Regions from separate parts of the Mus musculus genome. Here region 2 is linked to region 1. Evidence: chromatin loops called from intact Hi-C (ENCODE). Cell type or tissue: heart. All regions are shown on one strand. Links, peaks and the distances in the headings refer to the core of each region. The heading gives the core; the rest is flanking DNA. Region 1 overlaps Igf2os (insulin-like growth factor 2, opposite strand). Region 2 overlaps Gm33148 (a long non-coding RNA gene).

Evidence for each region. Hi-C counts contacts between places; a loop is a spot of excess contacts. Peaks named below come from ENCODE experiments on the same cell type or tissue, not always from the same donor. Only the 100,000 strongest peaks of a DNase experiment are listed, where the experiment ranks them.
Region 2: a loop joins it to region 1, with 8 times the contacts of the local background. A loop is called at or near these places in 20 of 42 quality-filtered maps.

The regions. Positions count from the first base shown.
Region 1 is chr7:142,669,016-142,677,863 of GRCm38, reverse strand. Igf2os (insulin-like growth factor 2, opposite strand) reads right to left here. Exons shown (of 4, transcript NR_002855.3): 4 at 7,508-8,848. Among named protein-coding and RNA genes, the nearest start is that of Ins2, 6.3 kb to the left of the region's middle. In heart, for the core only: CTCF peaks have their summits at 5,529 (motif pointing right) and 6,614 (motif pointing right); no DNase peak of the experiment used is centred there.
Region 2 is chr7:142,606,990-142,615,837 of GRCm38, reverse strand. Gm33148 (a long non-coding RNA gene) reads right to left here. Exons shown (of 4, transcript XR_003946903.1): 3 at 3,644-3,878; 4 at 1-1,745. Among named protein-coding and RNA genes, the nearest start is that of Gm33148, 20 kb to the right of the region's middle. In heart, for the core only: a CTCF peak has its summit at 5,084 (motif pointing left); a DNase peak (open chromatin) is centred at 5,057; H3K4me3 peaks cover 1,863 bases; H3K27ac peaks cover 3,825 bases.

The DNA.
Region 1 (8,848 bases), core at 3,047-7,046:
CCTACCACTTCTCAGCCCCTCCTTCCAGCTAGATAGGTTCCTTGAACCTAACTGCTTGGTAGTCCCCTAGAAATATTCTCAGTTCTAAAGAAAAGCCACAAAACAGCTAGATCTTTGGGAAATCTCAACAGAGTGCCTCTCTTTCACACTCTGAGCCCAGTTGGGTGCCACCTGTCCGGCAGATGAGAGCTTAGGGGCCTAGGGTGATCCTGGTTGCCACAAGGGCTGGCCAACCTGCCTGCCACCCAAGCCAAACCCATCTGTTCCTCAAAGCTCCACCCAGAACCAGGGTGGCAAGTCTCTGAACTAGACATAGGCCTCCTTGCTGGTACTTGTTGGCTGGGAAGCCTCCTCCAGCAGTGCTAAGAACCCTTCCTGGTCACCCCCTCTCTGTGACAATACCACAGCCCCACCTAGAGAAATGTCACAAGGCCATAGCCAGCCATCCCCCTGAAAAAGGAAGGCCAGAAATGAACATAATGGATGAGTGGATGGATAGACACTGGACCCAAAAGAAGAAAGAAGGAGGAGCCTGGGGTCATTCTATGGAACTCCCCAGGGTCTTGGGTAGGGTAGCAGATAGGGTACCCTACTGTTCAAGTGCCACAAACTTTCTGGAGGGCATATGAGTCACGGGTAAAGGGAACAAAAATCTTTGGGTCCTTGGGCCTTGTGGGGCGAGTCAAGCTTTTCAGGAAATGTGGTGGACTAGTGCTATGGGGTTCTAGAAACAGAAATATGGTCCAGATATCCAGATTCCTATCTATGGCTTCACTCCTGCAGCCTTTGACTCCGACCTCAAGGGAGAGGCAGGTTGCCCCAGAACCAACCTGTGCAGGCTGAGGCACATGCCCCATGCCTTCCTGAGGCATTCTGAAACTCTAGTTTAGAGCTCTACTTCCTACTGGCCTTGAGGAGAGGAAGCAGAATACTAGAGATGGACATGTGCTGTCTCTCAATCCCTCCAAGAGTGGACAAGAAGAAGCCACTCAAACTGAACCAGTGCCCAGGGAGCAGAGGTCAAACCGGATTCAGTCTTTGATCAGCATCACCCTGGGTGCTAACCCCAGACATCCCAGCAGAGGACTTCAGATGTTCCTTTAAGCCCTAGGTCACCCCATGTAGGTCAGTCCTTGACCTGGCTCAGGCACTCCTGCTGACCTTGCTGAGGCCCTTCAGCGCAGCCCTGCAGCACAGGAGCTCCCCTTGTCCATGGGGTCTGCAGTGATAACCATGTTTACCCAGCTAGCTGTGTTGTTGCTTTGGTATTTGAGATTTAGCTGTGTCTTATGGGGACCTCATTGCCTCTGCCTACCATCTGGAAGGCCAGGGTATTACTAAGGATAGCCAATATACCTCTTGCCTGGATTGATGAAGCAGTTCAGCTCCATATATATGGGATGGAGAGACTCATACTAATACTACACATGGGGAGATTGAGGCCTGGAGCCAGGGAAGCCACTCTTCTGCTATGCTCAGTGCTATGCTACTCACAGTATAGATTACCCAACACCTAATATGGTCTTCCAATGTAGCTGCCTAGAGGTTGGCTCCCCTAGATTACATTGTCTCCGGGTCCAAATGAGCTGACACCTCAGCCTAGCCCCAGGGACCTTATTTGCTTTCTTACATTATCAATAAATATTTACTGTACTCATGTTCTCTCAGGCTGAACAGGCCCTGAGTGATATGAGAGGTAGGGTCAGGGATGCTGAGGTCCATTTTTTACCCTTTGAGATCCTTATACCCAGCAAGGTTCTGAACCAAGGAGTAGGAACCAGATAGCTCTTAAGTCAACCCACCCAGAAAAGTTGTCACTAGGCAGCCTCAAGCACTAGTTGGTGGCTTTCTAGCCTAGATGTGAATGATGGAGACCCCTGAGGAGCCTTCCCACAAACTCAGATTGGGTGTCCCTCCGTGCAGATAACTACTGTTTTGGAGTAGACATTTGAAATCTAGATACCATAGCCAGAAATGGTTAGTCATGGAAGCGTCCAGCAGAGGTCACCAAAACCTTGCTTTTGAAGTACTACAACAAGTCTGAAGGGCTGGCTTATCATAGTAGATCCTTCTAGAGGCTGCATAGTGTCTCCCTTTGCTCCTCTGCAGTCACAGGAACAAAGAAGCTTCCCAAGACGCTGACTGCTCTAAATTGTGGAGAGTATGAGGTTTGGGAAGGAAAGACTGGATGTGCACCTTTGGGGTTTAGGTTTCCTAGATTCCCATGGAGGAGGAACAAATAAATATCCAGGTGTCTGCACCATTCCTAGAATGTCTCAGGTTAGAGTCATCTTCTACCTGTCTAGAATTACAGCTGCCTAGAGGAGAGTGTAGGAGGTAATCCATGCAACACCTCACACGATGGCTAAGCAAACAGGCCAGGGGAGCAGACTGTCTATTTCCAGCTGGGACCTTTGTGGTTCCCAGAGCCCTAGTGGACACAGAGACTGGGAGCCAGAAGATCCAGTAATCCCTTCCTTTGCTTGGAGTGTTCTTAGGCACACAGGCTGGAAGACAAAACTCTAGTTTTCACATGAAGTAGGGGCTACAGGGACCCCAGGGTGCAGGATGCTTCACGCAGAGTCCATCTGGGACAAGGTCAGCTCTTTCCCATGTCTACCTTCCGCTCAGCGCTGAGAAGGGAAGGTCATTTTTGAAAAGAATGTTGGGGGTGGTGTGGCCAGGGGTAGTCGAGCTGAAGAACAGTCTGGATGCCGTGTCTCTTTTCTCTTCCCCCCTCCAACTATTGTTTCTGGCTGGGCCACAGAACAGCAAGGCGGATTCCTTCGAAAGTGAAGCTGTGGAGGTGGCCCTGTGTGGTCCAGCCGTGCTGTGCTGGCGCCAAGTTACCCAGTGGCTTTGAGCCAGCCCCCTTGGAGTCACTGGCTCACTGCCTGGCTCCCAGGTATCCTGTCTCCCACCACCACCTTGGTACAAACACCTCACCTATAACACCCTTCTGCTGCAGGTAGTCAGAATCCCGTGCCTGATCTGCAGACCCCTGCGTCAGACCCTTGAATCTGGGCCTAGGCTGGGCCTAGGATTGCCAGCATGCCTCTCTCTCCAAGAAGGGCCTAGGCCTGGGATCCTCAGACTGAAAGTTGTCATGGTGATGCATCACCCACTCAGTGCTTCATCCATATGCTCAAAGTGAGTAGATCCAGTTATCTGACCTCTGGGCTAAGGTCACCGACTCTGGTTGGCTGTGCCAGCCAAGTCCCAAAGGCCATGTATGGCTCTCACCTGTAGACTAATGATGGATTCTTTACCAATTTGCCAACAACAGACGTATGTCTTAAAGCTGCCCAACCTAGAGGTCCACAGACTCTCATGTTTCCATGAGGCCTCATCCCTTGCAGTCCTGCGAAGCCTTTAGAATCCTGCTGCTAGTGATGAGCCACATTCCACCAGGACCTCCCTCTGGCTTTCCCAGTCCATCTGTGTTTGTGGACAACAGAGCAGAGTCCCTCAGCCCTGCCAGCTTGCGGCTGTTCATGCTGAGGCCCTGGCACTCCCCCTCTGCTCTTCAAAGGCTACCCTGGCTTAGAACTGAGTCCTGCTCCAGCTGGGTCTCCTCTCTCCTGTCCAATCCCTAAGACCCATGGTGACCTCGACTATGGATGACCTGGAAGACTCCTCCTAATTTCTATAGGCCCAGATCCTGAGCATGGGTCAGCAACACCTGGTGACCCAGCAGCAGACAGAATGAGCTGATGACCAGAGGTAAAATGAGGCACCCACATCTGTGCCCTGGCAAATGCTACCTGAGGATGAAGAACAGTATCAGTTGGCAGGACTAGGGAACTAGTAAAAGGTGAAGTGCTCCAACCTGGACCCAAATATTGAAAAGGAGATGGGAAGGGCTGGCTGAGTGGGAGAAAAGCTGACAGAGAACTAGTAAAGGAAGGATCCCCATATCCCAGCTCTAGCTACACAGTCAGACCTTAAAAGTGAGGAAGAAATGAGTGGAGTAGCTTCCTGAAGCAGTGTCTGTATTCTATAGTTTGTAGCCTGAGGCAAGTCCATATGGCTTCCTCATATGGCCAGGCACTGCTATGAGCCTTGATTGGACTAATACTGAGTACTTCGGGGCTGGTGAGATAGCTCAGTGGGTAAGAACACCCGACTGTTCTTCTGAAGGTCCAGAGTTCAAATCCCAGCAACCACATGGTGGCTCACAACCATCTGTAACAAGATCTGATGCCCTCTTCTGGAGTGTGTGAAGACAGCTACAGTGTACTTACATATAATAAATAAATAAATCTTTAAAAAAAATAAATAAATAAATTGCCAAAAGCCAGGTCAAAAAAAAAAAAAATACTGAGTACTTCTCTAAGGCCTGGCATGTGAACTGGCCATGGCATAAGCAAGGGGTAGCTATAGCTACAAATTGTACAAATAGTGTGTATTGAGGGTATAAGAAGTACCCTCAGCCTCCTTCAGTCAGTGGACCTAAAGAATGAAAGCTAGTGGATCAAGTAGGTGGAGACTAATGTCTTGGATCTGAGAGTCTCTGGCTTTCATCTTCTGGAGATAGCCATTGCTCTCATGTGGGTATCATGGAGAAGAGGAAATGGGCACACTTCCTGTATATACTCCTAATATAGCCATGGGTATATGAAAGACACCATATCTTAAGGGACAGGATCCCCTAGAGATGGAGGATTGAGGCATCCACTCATCTTGAAGTGAATTGGGGAGAAACAATTTAGTCAAGAGTAAGCTCTTGGGAGAGACCAGCTGCACCATGTTGCAGACAAGGAATCCTCTGATCCTGAGGTTCACTGTGTATGTTGGGCCAAGAAGGTCTTTGCAGTTCTTTAAAGTCCTAGATCAGTACTCAAGGCATACCTAACCAGAGTTCCACCCCAAATCCCAGAGTCCCCTCTGGAGTAAAGTTTTGTTTGAACAGGTAGAAGTGCCTTTATGGACAGGTGCCTCACAACTATAGGTTCTGGACTGTTCCAAATTCATTTCTATGTGGTTCCAGAAATAATCTGTGGAGTCAGAAGGGAAAATGGAGGTCTGGGGTAGACTGATTGCCCAATGTAATGAGCAGAATAGGTATTTGAACCTAGGCAGTCATTGGCCCCTCCCTGTACACACTCTCTTCCAATGTGATGCCCAGTGGGTAGAAATATATAGAATGGACCTCTTATCTCCAAACAGGAGGTTTCCTGGGTTTTCAGATGTGGAGTTGTAGCTTTTGAGAAGGTTGACTCAGCCTTGCCAGTCAGCCAAGGGGAAGAAATCAGTGTGCATGGGTTAGGGACAAATGTGAGGTAGGATAAGAAGATTTGTTGTTGTTGTTGTTGTTGTTGTTGTTGTTGTTGTTGTTGTTGTTGTTGTTTTCCTGTGCTATGGATTGAGCACATGCTTGCAAGATTCTCTACCACTGAACTACGTCTCCAGCCCTAACACCTTCCTTCCTCTTCTTTCCATTCTCAAGGCTTGGTAAAGCACCTTATAGTTAGGATTGTTGGGAAAGAGGCATGTTCTGAAGAGTCAGTGCAATCTCTTAAATGACCACCAGATGTCAAGCTCGAGCCGGATTTGCAAATTCCCTTTTCAGGTGCAGAATGGTGGAGAAGCCAATGAGGATTAAGAACAGTGTTTAATCCACCCTTGTACATCCCACCGATATGCAAAGGAAAGAATGCCTGATAGGACAAGGGAGGGGGATCCTCAGTCCCAAGTACAAGGCTACAGAAATCACTTATACCATGATGCTATAGAAGGCCTTCTCTCTGTAGGGGAGAGAATTACAGCTTTGCCTCTTACCACTTCCCTTCCCTGAGTACCCCCAGATCCCTGCAGTGATAACTTTAGATTGTGGATTGTAATTAAAGATATATCTATCAGATTCAGCATGAGGTCACTTTAGCAGTCCAGGAAGAAAAACTGGGTGCTGTGGATTTCTAGAGGTACTTCAGCTTTGTTTTCCATAAATGAGAGTCCAGGCAGATCCCCTGAATTAGATGACTCTCCACCCAAGCCTCAAGAGAGTAGTTTCATTTTATTGTTTTTTCTGTGCTGTGTCTTCATAGTTACACCTCAATATTTGTTCTTTTCTTTAATGGTCCCTTCCTCCTGTGTCCCCTAGACTGTGTCCATGGAACATGAAATAAAATTTTGAAGGGCTATGCCCTTCAAACTCTAACTCACTGATACTTTGTGCCCCATTCTTGCCTCAGTGGCACTATGGTTTAGTTACTCCTCCATGGGCACTTGTTGCCTGCATTCTTCCCTTCCTTAAACAATCAGTGTTTAAAATAAAATACAATAAAATAAAATAAAATAAATAGCTCTGGGCCTATTATGAGGGGAATTCAAGGGAATAGAGCTTGGATACATTTAAGAAAAATAAAGTTTTTCTTCTCTGGCTGTGACCTCTAGGATATAGCCATTATTTCTTTATAGCCCCTTATCCTTCTACCAGCTCAGAGGAAGCGCCTCTCTTGGAGCTTTCATGGAATCTCTTCACAGGTTTGGAGAAATCCTTCACTTTCTTCATGTCAACCTCTGGCTTAGTAAATCACAGCCAAACATTCTCAGAGAGCCTTAGTGGTAGCAGTTTGCAATGTCAAGCATGTTGCTGTGGACAATAGAGGGCAGCACTTGTCACATACTTCTAGTCTCAGGGCCTAGAGTAGGTCTAGAATCTTCACAAGAAAAAGACTGCCTCACTCTGATAAGCATGAAATGCCCTCTGTTATAAATCTCATATATGATTTGGGGTCATCCACAAGCATAGTGAGAAATCCCACTTGCCCTTCTCCCATGGAATAGGATATCTGTATCATACCTCCATCAAGTATAGATTACCATAAAGTTTATCTTCCCCTACAGAAAGTCTCATTCTCCCTAAACATGCCTATCTCAACCACTAAGTAAGTGACTTCAGGTGGAACTTGGACAACAAATGGAGAGGGAATAATTAAGTCTTAGCTTGGGCTTATAAGCTGAGTAAAATAAAAAAGATTAGCTGGAATGCAAAAGTGCAAAGGGTAGAGACTAGTGGGTTTTTGTGGAGTGCTTTTTTTTTTCTTTCTTTCTTTCTTTCTTTCTTTCTTTTTTTTTTTTTTTTTTTTTTTTTTTTTTTTTTTTCTTGTCTTTACTCTCTGTTTTCCCTCAAAGCCAGGAACAAAGGTCTCAGAGTTTAAATGTGACTTCAGGCAATACTTGTTATCTGAGCCCCATCTCAGCAGCTGTCCTTTAAGAAGGACATTTGAGTCCGTTCCTTAAACAGCGTTTGAGTACGTGCCTTAAACAGCACTGCAACTCGGCTAAAAAGGGGTGAGAACCCACCCAAATAACATCCCCAAAAGGGTGAACAAGTGTCACTATACATGCCATCTGCACCAGTATGCTTAGTGTTTGGCACCACTCATAAAGGGCAGGGGGCCAGGTCAGATGACTGATGACAGAGAAGAATTCTAAATTGAGTGTCCATGAAACATGAGGCGACAAGATGGCGCTGTGCCACAAGGATACACCACACCCGGAAGACCTTAGAAAGTAATTTTAATATTTATTTTAAATCCGGACCCTAATTTGCATAAGCCACGCCCCTTTTTACCTGTGCCACGCCCACAGACATTCCAGGGTGTCAGGTGACTGCCAGGTGTCAATCCAGTGAAGCCCCACCCACTCTCCACCCCTGCACATAGTCCCTACCCCCTAGCTAACAGGAAGTGCTTCTAGCTTAATTCAAACCTGCATAGACGCCTTCCTGTCTGTCAGGCAGGGGCCAAAGCCCCACCCTCTAATGCCCCCATACCCTAGTGTGGGAAAGCGCCATAGCCAGCTGCCCCATAAGTCTTTGCAGTACTTTACTGGCATATCATTTCCCAAATTTGGAGGGGGCTGGAAGTGGGCGTGGAGGGGACGAGGTGAGGGATAAAAGCGTGGTGTCATTCGAGCAGGTGCCTTACTCAGTGGTGGAGAGCAGAAGCCACTTCTAGGGGCTCTGTTATCATGCACGCTCTAAAACTCCCTCTCACCGTCTCTTCAGACTCAGACTCAGCCCCTTCCAGCCCCGCCGCAACATCGTCGCCCCGGCTGGAGGGCCCGGGCACCACAACCAGAGCACCCCCTGCTTTGGAGGGGGCTGCTAATATTGACCCAGCCAGCGGATCATCGTCCGGGCAATTTCGGAAGAGAATCTTGGGCACCAGTGACTCCCCGGTCCTCTTTATCCACCGTCCGGGAACTTCAGGAACTACGAAGCGACTAGAGTACAGGTAACTAATTGATTTCCCCTTGTTCATGCCTTTTGTGTATGAGTGAAGGTGCAGTTTAAATATTCTGGTGTGGGTAGGTGGCTGGGGACTTGGGAGAGTTAGGGTCCTTCAGTTAGTCTCTGAAGAGGGGGAAGGTTGCCGCTAAACCGGACGGTCTTAAGAGTGACTTCAACTTCTGAGGGGACAAAAGGACAACTGGGACTGGGACTTAAAGGGCTGCACAAAGCTACAAGGAAAGTATGGTTTCGTTCTCTAATCTACCATGCAAAGGGGAGAGGCAGCGCTCTTTCTCTTCCCAGCAGGAGTACACAGCTGTTTTTGCAAATGTGAAATTTTTCTGTGTGAACATTTTCCCCCTGGTGTATGCTCCCCCCGCTCCTCCCCCCCACCCCCACCCCACTCCCGGCTAAACTGTGCAGAGGGGCCAGAGATTCTAGAGCAGTGTGGGGGTGTGTATTATTATTATACATATATATTATGTAGATGTATGTATATATATATATATATATATATAAAATTTTAAAAGCAAAGTTTCCCTGTTTTTATATCCTGTACCTCCTAACTACCACCAGGATACTGGAGGGTAGATAGATAGGATGATGTGC
Region 2 (8,848 bases), core at 2,929-6,928, 62 kb after region 1:
GGAGTGAAGATGTGCATAGTGAGCACTGGGTGTGGGAAATGGAACAGTGTAAGTGGGGTGAGGAGAACAGCATGATGTTCAGTAGGTGTGGAGGATGGCATTAGGAACATGGAATAGAGAGAATAATGGTGAAGCGTATGGAGTATGGTATATGGGGAATAGATGATGAGCATATTGGTAATTGGCAATGCAGAACAAAGTAAAAAGTATGAACATTGAGAACGGAATGTTTGTGTGGAGAGCACAACATGTAGAACAAATAGATTGTGATGAATATATTATGGTGTCCAGGGAATAGAAAAACTGTGTAGAACGGTGTGTGGAGTATAGAGCTGAGAGCAGACTGTGGAAGCAGAGAACGGAGCTTTGTGTGTAAAGAGAGACTCGAGGGTAGAAGGTAGAATATCTCATATTCCATATGGGGTGTAAAGAACACAATATGGTCCACAGCAAATGAAGCTAGAGCATGTGCAATGGTGAATGGAGAAACTAGGAAACATTACAGAATACTAAGTAAGAATTCCACAAAGTTTCCCTCTGGCCTTCACACATGTGCTATGATATGCATATCCAGGCACATAGGCACAGACTCACAATAAACAAAAATAAATACAACTTAAAAACACAAATAAATGGAGGTAGAAAATAGTGTATGGGTAACGAGGAAGGAAATGCAGAGTTTATAAAACATATACAAAACATGCAAACATGTAGTATAAAATACAGTATAGGAAATGGCATGAAGAGGAGAAGGGCTGGGAGATAGATTACAGAATGGAGAAGTGAGAGGAAGCAATGAGGTATACAATATGAAGGTGGGAAGGGAAATGTGATATGTAAGAAGAATACAGTATGGAGTACAGGGAATGTCTAATGATGTGTCGAAGCCTGCAAAAGCATGGAGGATAGAGAACGGACTGTAGAGCAGAGTGTCGAGTAGGAGGTGTTGGTACCGTGATGAAATAAAGAAGATGGGCCATGCATGGTGCATGGTGGATGGAAGTGAAGGAGGCATGGGGAAGGAAAAATGAGAAGTGGAGGTTGAAGAGATGAAAAAGAATATGGAGAGCTGATGTGAAGAGTGCAGGAGGAATGGTGGAGAAGATGGAGAGCAAACAATGGAGTATGGAGGATGCAGATGAATAAAAGATGGGATTTAGAGTGGAGAGAGAGGAGAGTAAAAGATGGAGGATGGAGAGCATGGGGTGGATAGTGAATGCTGCAAAGTGGAAAATGGAGTGTGAAGGGTTCAAATGGAAAATGTTGGATTCCAGGTGGAGGATACCATGTTGTGGTGTGGTTTGAATGAAAATGGCCCCCACTGACTCATAGGGAGTGGCAGTACTAGGAGGCATGGCCTTGGAGGACATGTGTCATTGGGGGTGGGCTTTGAGGTTTCAGAAGCTCAAGCCAGGCCCAGTGGCTTCCTCCTCTCTTTTCCTGCCGATCAGGGGGGCGGGGTGTGGAACTCCTAGAGCCTTCTCTAGCAATGACCCTAACCACATTACCTTAATTTCTGTGGGTTCTCATGAACTAGACTCCAGCTCTCCATTATGGGACGTGATCTGAGGACACACAGCATATAGGGGTCATTAGCTGTGAGGACAAGTGCTTACTGCATGGTGCCCTAGGGAACTCACCAATCCTTCCAGGCTCTGGTCAAGGCAGCTTGCTGGGTGTGTCCCTTGAGTTCATTCATGCTGTTCCTGTTGCAACTGATTGCCATAGCATGCCAGACATGATTCCTGTGGATGGTAAGCAAAGAAGGCTTCAATTTCCTTGATGTTTCTAGAAAGATAGCCATGTCACCTCTCATGAATGTCGAGTATCTCAGGAGGGCCCCGATGAGAGGGTTGTGAAAGTCTGGAGACACCAAGGAGACAGCAGATTTTGGGAGGCTGGAGATGGAGACAGGAAGCCCCCAGGTGTAACTGACAGGCTCTTTGCCTAGCACATCACTCTGAAGTCCTAGACTTAAAATGCAGGGGCAGGAAGTTTCAGGGTTGTGCTTCTGCACGGCAGGGCTCCTAGGGAGGCCTGAAGATAAGGTGCTACCTTGATGGTACCCCTTGGATACCCCAGTGGCCTAGTACCCCGTGCCTCACTTATTCCACAATGGCCTCAGGGACTTGAGTTGTGGGTTTAAGAGCCTTTGTCCCTGATGCAGCCACCTTCATGGTTCACCTCCCCCACCTGGGGTCTCCTCCTTCCCAGGCCTCTCCCTCATCCGTGCCTCCTCATTTCTAGCTCCAAGTGCCTCTGGGTGTTTCTACGAGCGAAATCCTGTCAGAGAGGACAAAGATTTGTCCATTTAATGAAGTTTAAGAAGTGTCTGAAGTGGTTCAGTTAGCAAATAGCTAACAGGACAGAACCAGCTCCTCCCCCAACTCACAGACCTTCCCCACACCTCCTAACACAGCCTACCAACACATGGCCAGCCTCAGTCCCAGCCTCAAGGAGTTAAACAGACAAAAAGACCCTTGGAGGACTTGTTCACACCCACCCTAGTGCACTGCCTGCTGGGACCAGGCAGTAGGCTGGGCGGGGGATTAAGTGATGGACATAGGCAGGTGGCTGCACTCCATGGTCCTACCCTCACACAGTTCCAGTGAGGGGCTACAAGCCCGCCCCCCCCCACACACACACACAACTGCCCTTGCTGGATTTAGCTAGTATAGAGGTTCCTGGGAACACTGGCTCCCAGGCAAAGATGAAGGCCCTTTCATATTGGGAAGCAAAGGCTAAAGAACAAACTGGATAAAGCCACATTTTGGCTACTTTCATCAGACATGAAGACCCTCTTTTTTTTTTTTTTTTTTTTTTTTTTTTTTTTTTTTTTTTTTTTGGTTTTTCGAGACAGGGTTTCTCTGTGTAGTCCTGGCTGTCCTGGAACTCACTCTGTAGACCAGGCTGGCCTCGAACTCAGAAATCCGCCTGCCTCTGCCTCCCAAGTGCTGGGATTAAAGGCGTGCGCCACCACACGCCTCTTCTTATCCACAGAGCCCATAGCTAGCAGGGAATCCCACCAAGCCTACTGGCCAGTCTATCCGTGGGACCTTTCTGTCCCCAGTATGCTCCATATGGGGCTTGGTCCCCTGGTCTTGGGCCTTTCCTTCTCCTCTAGTTCCCAGGGGCTCTGCCACACCCAAGTTCCACCAACCCTCCTCTAGACAGGAGGGATGAAAGAAAGAATTGGAAACAAAAGGAAAGATAGAGACCTGGGTTATGCTGGAGCCAGACCTGAGCCACTAATCTCAAAGAAGATCCAAGTGTGAGCCCAGAGGAACCCACGTATCTAGATGTACCCCTTTCCTGGTCTCTGCCTCTGCCCCTTGTCTCCCAGAGATGCTGTCTCAGTTCTAAGCTGTGCTGAGACTATAGGACCCTACCTCCTGCTCAGCTTGCCTGGAGCTAAGCACTCAAGGGGAAACTGAGGTTGGAGAGGGGAGGACAGATTTAGAAGAGGGTATGCTACTTTTCCCTGGAGACCTGACCTGAAAGCAATAAGAGAGCAGAATGTAGCATGTGGCCCAGCAGTGGCCACTAGGGTCCTTCAGCCTCAGTTTCTCCCTGGCACAATCACCTACAAAGGTATACTATTACACAAGACAAGCGTGGGCTTTCCCAGAGGAGCTGAACCTACCTGGTTCCTACCAAGTTCTCCACCGGGCCTCCCTGCTTCCATGCTTGCTCCTGACCTGACTGTGAAGACTTTCACGGCTCCTCAGGTTTGGACAAATGACCAACCTCAGTAACCCCACGAGGAGCTTTCTGCTGGCCACTCCACTTAGCCTTGTGGGCCGCTGAATTCACTGTCCACCCTGTATTCCTCATTCTTCGGGACTGTCCCCCACGAGTGCCTCCACTGAGATTCTAAGCTGGGAAAAAAAAGAAGAAATCGGCTGGCTGTCCTCCAATCAAGTGTGCTTACAGCATCCTGGGAGTCCTGGGAACTGCCACCTCAAGCCTAGAGTGCAGCCAGTGCTGAGAGGAAGAGGCATCCGCCTGGGGACACGTGGAAGGACATAGAAAGGTGAGGGACAAATTCAGCAAGGGTAGTGATCTGTCCTGGAAAGGACATGCTAGGGAGTTTGCTTTAGAACTTTCCTTGGAGGAACAAGGCCCAGGAGCAACGTCTAACTTCCCAAGTACTTCCTGTCTCCATCAACTCTCACTTAAAATTTTTCTATGACTCTCCAGTCTCTGTTCCTTTTTCTACCGGCCCACACCAGCGAGGAGCTCCCTAACAGACCCTGGACAATCTCCCTCAGCCTCTCTCAAGACCCCCACTCCCCAACAAAGCCAGTGCCCGGTTGACCTGGGAGTGGCACCCTCCCCTCATCCCCACCCCCCCACCCCACACACACACTGCTCCTGCCTAAAGCTGGGCCTCCCTTCCCCCACCATCCCCTGAAACAGCCCTCCCTGGAACCCTGCCAGCCTTCCTGTCCCCACCCCATTCGTCCCTCCCTCTGCTATCAGGTATCTTACCACCCAGCTCTCTGTCCAGGGCCCCTATCCAGGGCTTTGTCTCAGCGCTATCTCCTCCCAGCCTGTCTCAGGCCACGCCCCCTCCCAGGCTGTCCCTGAGCTACTGCTTCCCTTTGCTGTCCCACACCTAAGGTCATTAGAATTCCAGCTACCACTCCTCCCTCACAGCTCCTGATGGGAGCCCTCCAGCTCTGTAACAGCAAAGAAAGGCTGGGCCTGCCTGTCTGTAGGGTGGGAGTGGGGGTTGGTCCCTGCCTAGCCTAGGGCATACAGAAAAGTATCCTCTTCCACTGCCTGGCCCCTGAGAAGCAGGAAGGGGAAGGGGGGGGTGGGGGTGGTCGATGGGGGTGGAGAGGAGGTGGGAGAGAGCCCTGAGGAAGACAAGAGGAAGGGAAGGAGAAGGGGAGTGGGCAGAAAGACGTTAGAGGCCAGAGAACCGGCAGGGGTAGGATGCCTATCAGGAAGCTACCCAGGAGTGGGGTCTCCAGCAGAGCTGGGGGAACCCTGTTAGGCAGACTCCGCTCTGGAGGTTCTGGCCATAGGCAAACTGCACCTCCAAACTAAAATTTTATTGTCTCTTGCGCCCCCGTGAGGTCAGCGGTTAGCATAACAACCATTTGGCGACTGAGGTGGGGTTCCTGGGGGGGATGCAGGTGGAAAATGCCCCCAGCCCATGCTTGCTGCCTTCAGACTTGGGGTTCTTGCTTCTTCTCGGGTCCTCTAGGGGTCCTGAAGACGTCAGGCGTTCCCACATCATTCTGCTTCTCAGGGTCTCTTCAGAGGAGGTGTGGATTGCCACTCCTGTCTCCTTTTGTTCTGTCTTACATAGGACCCTCATCTTAGCTGGTCACACCCTTCAAGTCCTGGGCCCATTCGTCCCATGGAGCCCCAGTCTAGCCTCCCGGTGACCTTCCAGCTGCTTCAGAGTCCCTGGATTTTACCAATTCTACTCTCAGAAGTCGCATTTGTTAAAAGGTTTTGGGGTTACAGGGTGCTACACCAAGCATAGCTAAAGACACAGCCCCTACAGTTAAGGCCCTAGTAGAAGGCTGGGCTGGGCCTCTCAGGAAATGACATCCCCTCGGGCTGCTGCAGCCCCCAGCACAGCTATAAATCCACCTCTGACAATAAGCTGCTAAAAAATATAAAAGGAACCCCAACCTTCCTAACAGCCTGCTGGTTCAGAGTCTCCTCTCTTCTCCTGGACTTTAGGGTCTTTCACCCATTGAGGAAGACATAACCTCCAGATTCCAAGAGCTTGGGACATGGCTCTATACTTAGGTAGACACTGCAAGATGGCAGCTCATGTGATGAGACAGTGGAGGACACCTGTCTGGATGGACACTGGACACTCATGCTAGTGGTGTGCACATCACAGATCCTGTGATACCACAGAGCTCTCCAAACCAGGATTCCTGGTGGATGTGGAAGGGTCCCTGGAGGTATAGGAAGCACATATGTCCAGGTTGGGGATGTCCCTGTCCCCGTCTGGAGAGGAGGATTCCATCACTCTCCAAGGAGAAAGCTAACTGGTTCCCCCATCAGGATCAAAACATTCAATAGTGAAGACTATGGATTCAAGTGAGCAAGCCTGGGGTAGACTGAGAAGGGCTGGGATCACACTCTGGAGCCCTCACTATCCTAGATGTCCTCAATGAAGAGCTGGAGTCACATCTCCTTATCAGGAGAAGATCTCTGTCCTTCCATGTCCCTCGTGTCCCTTTTCTCTAGGCCAGAGTACTGATGGCTCCCATGAAAGGATGTCCGTATTCTCAGATCTGACGGGGCCAGAGCCAGGACAGAGGAAGAGGGCTGTACAGCCAGCCCAGCTGGGACAGCAAACAAACCTCTGGGGTCTCTCCTTTCCCTTGCCTGCCCACCACAGGGGTCTGGCTGGGGCCAGAGCTGGGGGAGACTTCCTCGATTTATCTCTGCAGCCGGTGGCCAGCCCTAAGCCTGGAATCCCGGGTCAAGCTAAGGTTTGCCTGCCCTGCTGTGAGCAGCTTGGAGCTGGTCAGAAGGCCCAGGCTGAGCAGGGGGCTGGGATTGAAAGAATTCTGGGAAAAATTGCTTGGGGCCTGTGTTTGGGGACCCAACAAAGGCAATGAAGGCAATGGTTACATCGTTTTTTTGTTTTGTTTTTTTTTTGTTTTGTTTTTTTTTTTGTAGTCAGGGTCTATTGAGCGAGGGCTGGTGCTGCTCAATGTTGACATGGCCTAGTCTGCAGTAAAGGTAAGCAGGTCAGGGGCGTGATTACTTTGGCTATAGTCCCATGTAGAGTTAGCAAGAAGGGACATGGTTGTGCCCACAGCAAAAGAGAAGCCAGAGGGCTTCCAGAACCTTCTAGATGGGCAAAAGGAAGGGACCTAGATACCTAATAGATTTTGTTCTACCCTCAGTTCTAGGCAAGACTATCTCAGAAACAAGACTTTAATCACATACTTCCCTAGGAAGAGACATACGTGCTAACGTGGAGGTCATGTAGCCACTGGGGCTCAGAAGTCATCCTTTCCCTACCACCCTAACTAAGAGACTAAGAGTCCCTCAACATTCCCCATCACTACTGATCTTTGGTGACCCTGGGTCCTTGCACAGGCTGCCATGGCTGAGCAACTGATTGGTCAGCTGAGCTCACCAAAGTCCTGTCACAAAGAGCGAGAGGAAACAAGGACTCACCAGTGAGGGCTATACATGAGTCCCTGACCCTAGACTCAACTTTTTCAAGGAGGTCATATCTGTGGATTTCAGAGGGTTCAGCAGTTCAAAGGCTCAGGGAGATAGCAAGCCCTAGAGCATCCCAGAGAGATGAACCCTGGGCCACCATCTGGATCAGCATCTAGACCACCATCTCTCGATGTGCTCGTGATGCCAAGTTCTTCCTGCCCTATTAGCCACTGCCCCCTAAAGACCCACTCCATACCACTTCCGTGGCCCCATGCATATCTCTAACCACATATCACTTTTCTTTCATGGCCCCTAGGCTTCTGCAGAATCAGAGGACCAGCCTCAGCAAGGAAAGGGGTGACAGACCCACCTGAGAAAACCTCTCTAGAACTAGATTCAGGATGCCTATCTCCAAGAAGGCAGACTTCCATGTGGCCCCAGATGCCAAAACTCTTCATGAGCTATGATGGCTCATGTCACATCCAACGTCATATAATCCAGCTGCAGTGCCTTCTGAGGCCAGTGGATTCCATCTGCCTGGGCCCCTCCTTGCCCTGGACTCCAATACAACTGCAAACACACAAGGTCTTGAGAACTAGTCTTCCTTGGAGGACATGTCTCACTTGGGTATGACATGTCCAAACGTATACTCATCTCAGGGAGTGAAGTGCATCTCCCTAGGTGGCACCTGCCTACCACGCCCGAAGCTCTGGCTCATCCCCCAGCACCCCCCGAAACAGGCAAAGAAAAACATGACCTTGATGGAGCCTGCTCCTGCCTGAGCATCAGATGCTCTCTAAGGGTCAACTCTGAGTCATTGGGCAGACATTCATCACAGGGAAACCCAATAGGAATCATCAGCACCCAGGGGTTAAGAAGTAACCAGGGCCAGGTGGTGGTGGTGCAGGCCTTTACTCCCAGCACTTGGGGGGCAGAGGCAGGCGGATTACTGAGTTTGAGGCCAGCCTGGTCTACAGAGTGAGTTCCAGGACAGCCAGGGCTACACAGAGAAACCCTGTCTCAAAAGACCAAAAAAAAAAAAAAAAAAAAAAAAAAGTAACCAGGATACAGGATATGTCTTTCCACCAGTCTGTCAAGTTCTGCAAATACCTGGCCTGAGTACCTCTCCACACAGCCACAGTCTTACCTGGATCCGGTGTCCTCAGGGCCACTTCTAACCTTACCTCTAGATCCAGCCACTCAGGATTTGTTTTCCTTCCAAGGATGCCAGTAATATAGGTCCAAGCTGTATAGCACTGACCCCTCCCTCACCGTGTAGTTGTCCTCTGCCTTCTGGACTTTGGGAGAGGGAATCCTGGAGGCCAAAAGCCAGTGCTGCCTCTCCAGTTCTAAGCTTGTATCTGGTCAGAAAGGGCCCTGGCCTGCCCTGGGTATCCCAAAGTCCCTCCATCATCTGCAGAATGATTTCCTTGGGGATCCTAGAGTGCTGAGTAGCTTAGTCACTCTCTGACCACTCCCACAATCAAGGAGCCTTCACCTCTCCCTATCAAAGACTTTCTCTGTCATAAGAAACCTGGCGGTGGATTTTAGGTGTTATCTTTAGGAGAAATGGAGAGTCCGGGTGGTGGTAGCAGGTCTCTCTCATCTACCCTGTGGAAGACCCTAACCCAGGTCCTGGGTAAAAGTCATGAGTGCCTAGACTGCTATCCCCTCTGGTGACCTTGAAGGCATG